2 separate regions of the Homo sapiens genome follow, and region 1 is linked to region 2. Evidence: chromatin contacts called from ENCODE Hi-C data. All regions are on one chromosome and are shown on one strand. The core of a region is the stretch at or near the end of the contact, and the rest is flanking DNA. Distances in the headings are between cores, read along the strand shown. Region 1 overlaps TET2-AS1 (TET2 antisense RNA 1). Region 2 has its middle 250 kb from the start of CXXC4.

Evidence for each region. Hi-C counts contacts between places; a loop is a spot of excess contacts on that map. Pooled maps may share reads with other maps.
Region 1: a pooled map shows a loop between it and region 2 (5-fold over the local background). The contact joins two enhancer-like sites. A Hi-C loop is called at or near these places in 7 of 37 single-sample maps with no recorded cell type and 4 of 50 pooled maps.

Annotation. Positions count from the first base shown.
Region 1 is chr4:105,304,304-105,308,389 of GRCh38, forward strand. The region is part of intron 2 of TET2-AS1 (TET2 antisense RNA 1); the gene reads right to left. Among named protein-coding and RNA genes, the nearest start is that of TET2-AS1, 47 kb to the right of the region's middle. RefSeq lists an enhancer at 2,115-2,394. Within about 2 kb of position 1,333, at least 2 of the 41 ENCODE cell types and tissues checked have a DNase peak (open chromatin) inside an H3K27ac peak, as active enhancers do.
Region 2 is chr4:104,741,407-104,745,324 of GRCh38, forward strand. No RefSeq gene overlaps it. Among named protein-coding and RNA genes, the nearest start is that of CXXC4, 250 kb to the left of the region's middle. RefSeq lists enhancers at 1,660-1,889, 1,920-2,069. Within about 2 kb of position 1,930, at least 2 of the 41 ENCODE cell types and tissues checked have a DNase peak (open chromatin) inside an H3K27ac peak, as active enhancers do.

The DNA of each region.
Region 1 (4,086 bases), core at 83-2,582, 560 kb after region 2:
AATCAAAGGACATAGATTGGCAAAACTGATTAAGGAAAGCAGGATACAATTTTATGAGATTCATTTTAGAGCTAAGAATACACACAGATTGAGTGTGAAATAATGAGAAAAGGTAATCCATGCAAACAGCAACCAAAAGAGAGCAAGGATGACCATATTTATATTAGACAAAGTCAACTTTTTTCTGGTGTACATAGAACATTCTTCAGAATAGAAATGTTAAGCAACTGAAGCTTAACAAAAAAGTCTTAATAAATGTTAAACATTTATTAACAAAAAAGTCTTAACAAATGTTAAAAGGTTGATATCATACAAAGTATCCCTTACAATTATAATGGAATGAAACTAGAAATGAGTAGCAGAAGGAAAACTGGAAAATTCACACACATTGAAATTAAACAATATACTCAAACAGCCAATGGGTTAAAGAAGAAACTATAGAGAAACTGGAAAATATTTTGAGAGAAATGAAAACACAACCCCCCGACACTTATGGCATGTACAGAAATCAGACCCAAGAGAAAAATGTATAGCTGTAAATGCTTACATTAAAAAGAAGGATGTCAAATTAACAATGTACTTTACACTTTTAGGAACTAAAAAAAGAAAAAACTAAACCCACAGCCAGAAGAAGGAAGGAAAGATTACAACAAAGATACAATACAGGATACAAAAAAAAAAAAACAAAAAAATTAAACCAAAAGTAAGCTCTTAGAAAAGATCAACAAAATGTTTAGCTAGAATGACTAAGAAAAAAAGCTCAAGTAACTAAAATCAGAAATGAAAGAGGATATTACTACCAATTTTACAGAAATAGAAAACGATTACATCAGTGATTGTCAGAGTTAGAGGTGAGGAAACAAATAGGGCACAGAAGATTTTTAGGGCAGTGAAACTACTTGGTATGACACTGTAATGGTGGATACAGGTATATATTTGTTTAAATCCATAGAATGTACAAATCGAGCAAACCCATGTGTAAACTGTGGGCTCTGCATAATTATGTGTCAATGTAGGTTCAGCCAAGCAAAAGTGTCCTTTTCATGATAAAGATTCAAAATGATGCCCCTCAATGCTAACTCAATTAAGCATCTACAACAGGCCAGGCTTTGTGGTAGAACTACAAACAGCGTTGGAAATAACGGTAAGTTTCAGCCCCTACAGACTTCAAGTATAGCTGCAGGTTGAGAAAATCATATTCAATAAGTGCTCAGTTGCTTATGGTTTGCGATGGCAGTGATGGTCAGTCCAAGTATTTTCAGGTCAAGGCACACAACTTTCCAAAGATTATGCTTTCATCTGCCATACAGGCTGTGATATTACTCACATATTTGCAGCTTAGGAAGTTCCCAAGAGGGCTTGAAGCAAGAGGCTTGCTATGGATATTACTAATCACTAACATTTAAGAGTACTGTGGGCTAAATATTGATTTCAGCATTTTACATGTATTTATTCTTTTAATCCTTATAACCACAATTTAAGGGAAGTACAATTTTTATCTCCATTTCATGCTTGAGAAAACTGAGACACAGAATATCAATAATTTTCTTAAAACAGAGCTAATAAGTGGCTCCAGAGCCTGGTAGAAAGCAAGGCAGATATGAGGAGTTCTATTCTATCAGGGCAATAGGATGTTGGGCTGCCCAGTCAGAACAGTGAAAAGCCCAGTAGGCCAGCCTTTCCCCCAGCTGTCCAATTTTTTAATAGAGCTCCTGGTGGCAACATGTAGATTAGCCTTATTTAGACCTGTCAGCAAAGTCCTGGGGATCATGTCTGGGCCCCGTTAATAAATGGCTAAGATACACTGCCTACCATTTCTCTGTTCCACAGAAAGGGGTCTGGGTCAGTGAGAAAGAGAGTGGGAAGGAAAAGTCAAAAACATCCTCAGTTCCAATGACACAGCTTAGGATGGTGAGTATATGTCACATACACATTAAAACCCCCCTAATTAGGTTGTCCACTTCTGACTCGGAAAAGCCTCAGTGGAAAACATTATGCCATGATGCTACAATACCTGGGATTCTGCTCTGTTCAGCACTTCCAACCTTGAAGGACAAAAGCAAAACAGTGTGGGTGTAGGTGGGTGTGTGTCTGGCTGCAAGCACATGCCAGCCACTGCTGTCACACAGCCTTGCCTATGCCTTGGTATATTAAAGAGTGGTGAGTCACTCACACTTATGATAACCATTCATAACTAGAATTTTAGAAGAGGGGAAAACCCCAGGGCTGTACAGAATGACACGTGACACTCTCCAATGGAAGGACAGAAAGAGCAGAAGCCTCTTGCTAAATCTAACCATGAGCTCTTTCAGAGAAAAGAGGGCCGTTCAGCTTTTCTGCGTCACTATTAATGTGAGCCAGCTGGAAACAGAAAGAATGACTCAAGAGAGTACTACCTATCCTGGAAATGGGGTCAAAGCAGGTATGGTGGGGGAACTGGTTGTGGGCGAGACTGAAGGAGGAAGAAAGATGAGATGTGTGTTTCCTCAAAGTTGATGCTCCTCTCAGTTATTTACTCTTCTCAAGGGTGTCATCAGTATTCTCGGAAGGTCTCAAAAGTGGCAGGGTTCCACCTACCTCAGGTTTTTTTTGCATATTTAATCTTTTATATTTAATATTTAAAAACAATTTTTACATCTTTCACCGCAGGAATTTCCAGTTTGTAAATTGGAAAGCGCTGGAAAGCTGGACCCACTCAGTAACAAGACAACTCCAATCAAAGCAGGTGTTTGCAGGCATCAAGGTCAAGCTGGGCTGGGACAGCCAAGGGCAGCCCAGAGGTCCTTCTCATAGCACTACCTTCTCATAGTACTACCCTGTCTTGAGCAAAGACCCTTGTGGGACCATCAGCAGGATTTGGATGACTAACAGAGGGCAAATTTCATGCTGCTTTGAGCCTAATGCCTCTTTGTTTTTACTGCATTTTTTTTTAATTTTTTTTTTTTTATTATACTTTAAGTTTTAGGGTACATGTGCACATTGTGCAGGTTAGTTACATATGTATACATGTGCCATGCTGGTGCGCTGCACCCACTAACGTGTCATCTAGCATTAGGTATATCTCCCAGTGCTATCCCTCCCCCCTCCCCCGACCCCACCACAGTCCCCAGAGTGTGATATTCCCCTTCCTGTGTCCATGTGATCTCATTGTTCAATTCCTACCTATGCGTGAGAATATGCGGTGTTTGGTTTTTTGTTCTTGCGATAGTTTACTTAGAATGATGGTTTCCAATTTCATCCATGTCCCTACAAAGGACATGAACTCATCATTTTTTATGGCTGCATAGTATTCCATGGTGTATATGTGCCACATTTTCTTAATCCAGTCTATCATTGTTGGACATTTGGGTTGGTTCCAAGTCTTTGCTATTGTGAATAATGCCGCAATAAACATACGTGTGCATGTGTCTTTATAGCAGCATGATTTATAGTCCTTTGGGTATATACCCAGTAATGGGATGGCTGGGTCAAATGGTATTTCTAGTTCTAGATCCCTGAGGAATCGCCACACTGACTTCCACAATGGTTGAACTAGTTGACAGTCCCACCAACAGTGTAAAAGTGTTCCTATTTCTCCACATCCTCTCCAGCACCTGTTGTTTCCTGACTTTTTAATGATTGCCATTCTAACTGGTGTGAGATGATATCTCATAGTGGTTTCGATTTGCATTTCTCTGATGGCCAGTGATGATGAGCATTTTTTCATGTGTTTTTTGGCTGCATAAATGTCTTCTTTTGAGAAGTGTCTGTTCATGTCCTTTGCCCACTTTTTGATGGGGTTGTTTGTTTTTTTCTTGTAAATTTGTTTGAGTTCATTGTAGATTCTGGATATTAGCCCTTTGTCAGATGAGTAGGTTGCGAAAATTTTCTCCCATGTTGTAGGTTGCCTGTTCACTCTGATGGTAGTTTCTTTTGCTGTGCAGAAGCTCTTTAGTTTAATTAGATCCCATTTGTCAATTTTGGCTTTTGTTGCCATTGCTTTTGGTGTTTTGGACATGAAGTCCTTGCCCACGCCTATGTCCTGAATGGTAATGCCTAGGTTTTCTTCTAGGGTTTTTATGGTTTTAGGTCTAACGTTTAAATCTT
Region 2 (3,918 bases), core at 680-3,179:
TACAATGTCTTTGCTATGGCCTAAAAGGTCCTGTACAGTCTAACCTTTTGTTGCTTGCCCTACCAGTCACCTAATTTCTCTTTTCAAGTCACACTGACCTCCTTGCTGTTTCTGAAAAATGTCAGAAACATGTTTCTTCTCAAAGAATAACCTATCAGAGGTTCCTTCTTTTACTATTCAATATAAAAGAGAAACTACCCACCCCAACCCCAGCCAATTTCTAGCTCCTTCTGGGTTTATTTTTTTATGGCACTCATTATCATGGGGATTTATTTTTGCCACCTTATATATTTTATATGTATCTGTTTGTTATCTGTGTCCCTCCTGCCACACATACATAAACACTCCCTCACCACGTGTGTGTGCATGCACGCACACACACACACACGAATATGAGCTACTTAAACCAAAATCTATCTGTTTTCTGCTGTTGCTCTCAATACCTAGAACGGTGCCTGACATGCAGCAAAAGCCTCAAAACTTGCAAGTTTTATGAAAAATTGATTCTGTGCACTCAGATTTTAAAAATCAGATAAAAAGGCAAGGGAAACTTACTAAAGATTCTGATAAACAGTTTACAGTGAAAAATTGGGGGTTAGTATGTTTTTACTCCATTTTTTTAGACCCTTTCAGGAGCCCCAAATACAGTCCTCTATTGTGAAATAAGGTAAAGTATATCTGACCAAATCAATATCCAACTACATCTCTCACCTACAGGGGTCCTTACCTTTGCTTCCACCCAGACAGTAGCCAAGTTTGTTTTCAGTCACAAATAAAGGATTAAAATTTACCTGATTCAAGCCAGGCATAGAAAAAAGAATTAGAGTTTAGGCATGTGTAGAATGTGATTCTTGTTATCTCTGATCTACTTCACGGGAAGGTTTGTTTCACTAGAAGTTGCAATGGACTCGTATCACAAAAATACCTCGTGCATCATTTTTAATCCAAAAGAAGGTAGGTCCTAACTAACTTATTATTATTCCCTTGCTTTTTCTCTAAAAACATTTGTTTGCCTCTGTTTTATAACACTATGGGACAAATGAGGTGAGGAGGCAGGTGTCTCAATAAGAAAATGCTAAAACAGAGCAAAGCGTGGTAGAACTCTCCCGAGAGGAAGTGTTCGCAGAGGTTTCAGAAGGACCTGAGCAGGCAGGAGGAGGAGATGCTGTTTTGTATTGGTCCCATGTATTTGGCAACCCTGGAATATAATATGGTGGTGTTATCATCATTTCATGGAAGAATTGTTCAGAAACCAGGGAACTGGAACATAAATCTCACTGTTCTCTGGCTAGGTCAGGTACCTCAATCTCTTTCCTTTCTATGAGGCATTAGTAGCCAGTGGAAAAAGCATGAACTTTAGAATCAGACAAAATTGATTTTGAGTTTTGGATCTACTATGTGTTAGCTGTGTGATTTGAATATATCACCTAACCTTCCTGATCCTGTTTCTGCCCATCTAAAATTGCATTTATAATATCTGCTCCCTAGGACTTTTGTGAGGATCCAATTAAGTTATGCGGTAAAGACCAAATGGTCTTGAGCTATGAAAGTCTGTTTCCTTCTTTATTGCCTTCTTCTCCCATAATAAAAACAAAAACAAAAACATAAAATACAATCAGCTAACTCTTGATAAAGGCTGCAACTGTTAAAGTGACATCTTATCATTTGTTTTTGAAGTAAAGATTACAAATGCTTCTCCATAAGTGTCTAATAAAAAAGACCTAGGTGTCAAATAATGTGGTTAGGGATTAATGAAAACTTCTGCATTTACCTTCTGTACTTTGAGTAAAGCATTTAAGATCCAATGGTCGGTACATGTCCTTGCAGCGTTCATCCCTTAAATTTGGTAAGAAAAGAACTGCTCAAATCTTTAGCTTGTAGGAGGAGACATAAGATAAAATGCAAGAAAAACTTTGGTATAAAGAGGAACCGAAAACACGATTTGCCCCTGGGGAACGTCAGCTCTCCTCTGTCTGACTCTCTTTTCACTCACACACAAAAAAAATACTGAGAAATTTCAAAGTCACTTGGTTAAAAGAAAACTTTAAAACAGCCAGGGTGCCTACAAAGCAATCCCTATTCTGCCCTGAGTTATGTAGAGAGCAGCTTGGATCTTCACATATCTAATACAGTGTCAGAGCCAAGCCAGTCCCAGGATTATCATGAATCTTGTATGAAGGCTAAGTGTGGCTTCAGCCTGCCACTGTTTGAGGGGTAGGAATTGGAACCCCAAATTTAGCCCTGCGTCCTGCTCATGTCTCAAGGGAGTGGGAGCCTTGAAAGCTTATTTGATTGCCCAGTTTGATATTCCCAGTGTTTAGTAGTAAAATCTGCACCACAAGCTAGCAAAAATAGAAACTCTGATTCTAAGAGGAAAAAATAAGATGGATGCAATTATACAAGGAAGGAGAACAACAACAACTCTGAAGCTGCATGAAATAAATATTTTCTTAAAATCATACTATGGTCCTTTGTAAAGGGAAATAGAGCTAAATATTAATAAACCATATGGCTTTTATTGAATTTATTTCATTTAAAATATGTCTAAAGGCACCAAAATAACTTTAGGCTCTAATTTTAAGGAAATTCATTTTAAATTCTCTATTTTGAAATTTTATTTACTCACATTGCTTATCTCTTGAAATGTAAAGGTTTGATTTGTGACAATCACTTACTCTATAAGCACCCAAAAGTGTTAATGACATCGTGGAGGTGTCCTAAGACTGAATCTAGCAGGATGAATAGTAATGCATTCTGAAAGATTTCTAAAAAGCTTAGTGTATTTCTATATAACAAATGTATCTGTGCAATTTTTATCTTCCTAAAAAACAAAGGATTAGAAGTTACATTGGGAAAGAATGAGATATGAACAATACTTACAATATTTTACTGTTGTATACTATCTTATAGCTCATTCAGATATTTTTTACAGACAATATAGTTTCTCATTTTTACATAACAACATGCCTGTTAAAAAAAATTCCCTCTTTTAGCAGATGATGAAATTGGGGCCCAGAGAGCTAAAGGTTCTTTACCAAGTAAAAACACAGCTAGAAGACAGTAAAGCCAGGGCCAGCTGGCAATTCCTCTGGCCTTTGAGTTATGGTCTAGGCCAGCGGGCAATGAGGATGAGCAACATACCTAGGCTAAATGATTTTTTTTTTTTGAAGCTATTTTTGCCCCATACCTATGATACTCCTATGTCAGTATTTTCCTTTTTTGCTTTATACTATAAGAGTAACATACTTTTCAAATTTCTGATTTTATAATTCAGGAACAAAAGTAAAAAGGTTTACTGGAAGGGAAGTTGATAAGATTATTTTCAAATCATTTTCCAAACATCTTACAGCTTGCAGTTTGTTTAGCTTTATTATGCTTTTATATTTTAAATAACAACTGTTTTAGATAGTATTTTATTGTTTTTTGTTTGTTTTTTGAGATGGAGTTTCACTCTTGTTGTCTAGGCTGGAGTGCAATGGGGCGATCTCGGCTCACTGCAACCTCCGCCTCCCAGGTTCAAGCAATTCTCCTGCCTCAGCCTCCCGGGTAGCTGGGATTACAGGCATGCACCACCACGCCTGGCTAATTTTGTATTTTTAGTAGAGATGGGGTTTCTCCATGTTGGTCAGGCTGGTCTTGAACTCCCGACCTCAGCTGATCCACCTGCCTTGGCCTCACAAAGTGCTGGGATTATAGGTGTGAGCCACTGTGCCTGAACTTAGATAGTATTTTAAAATGTACATTAGGTACATTTCTTCACAAAAGGTGGTTTTTGTTTTCTGGAAAGTTACCTCTATATTTAGAATGGAAAGCTCTATATAATTTTTCCCAATGACATTTACTATGCTAAAAAAAAATCGAGATTTTTTTATTTCATTCAACTAAGCAGAACAATAAAATATAAGACATTCCATTGTT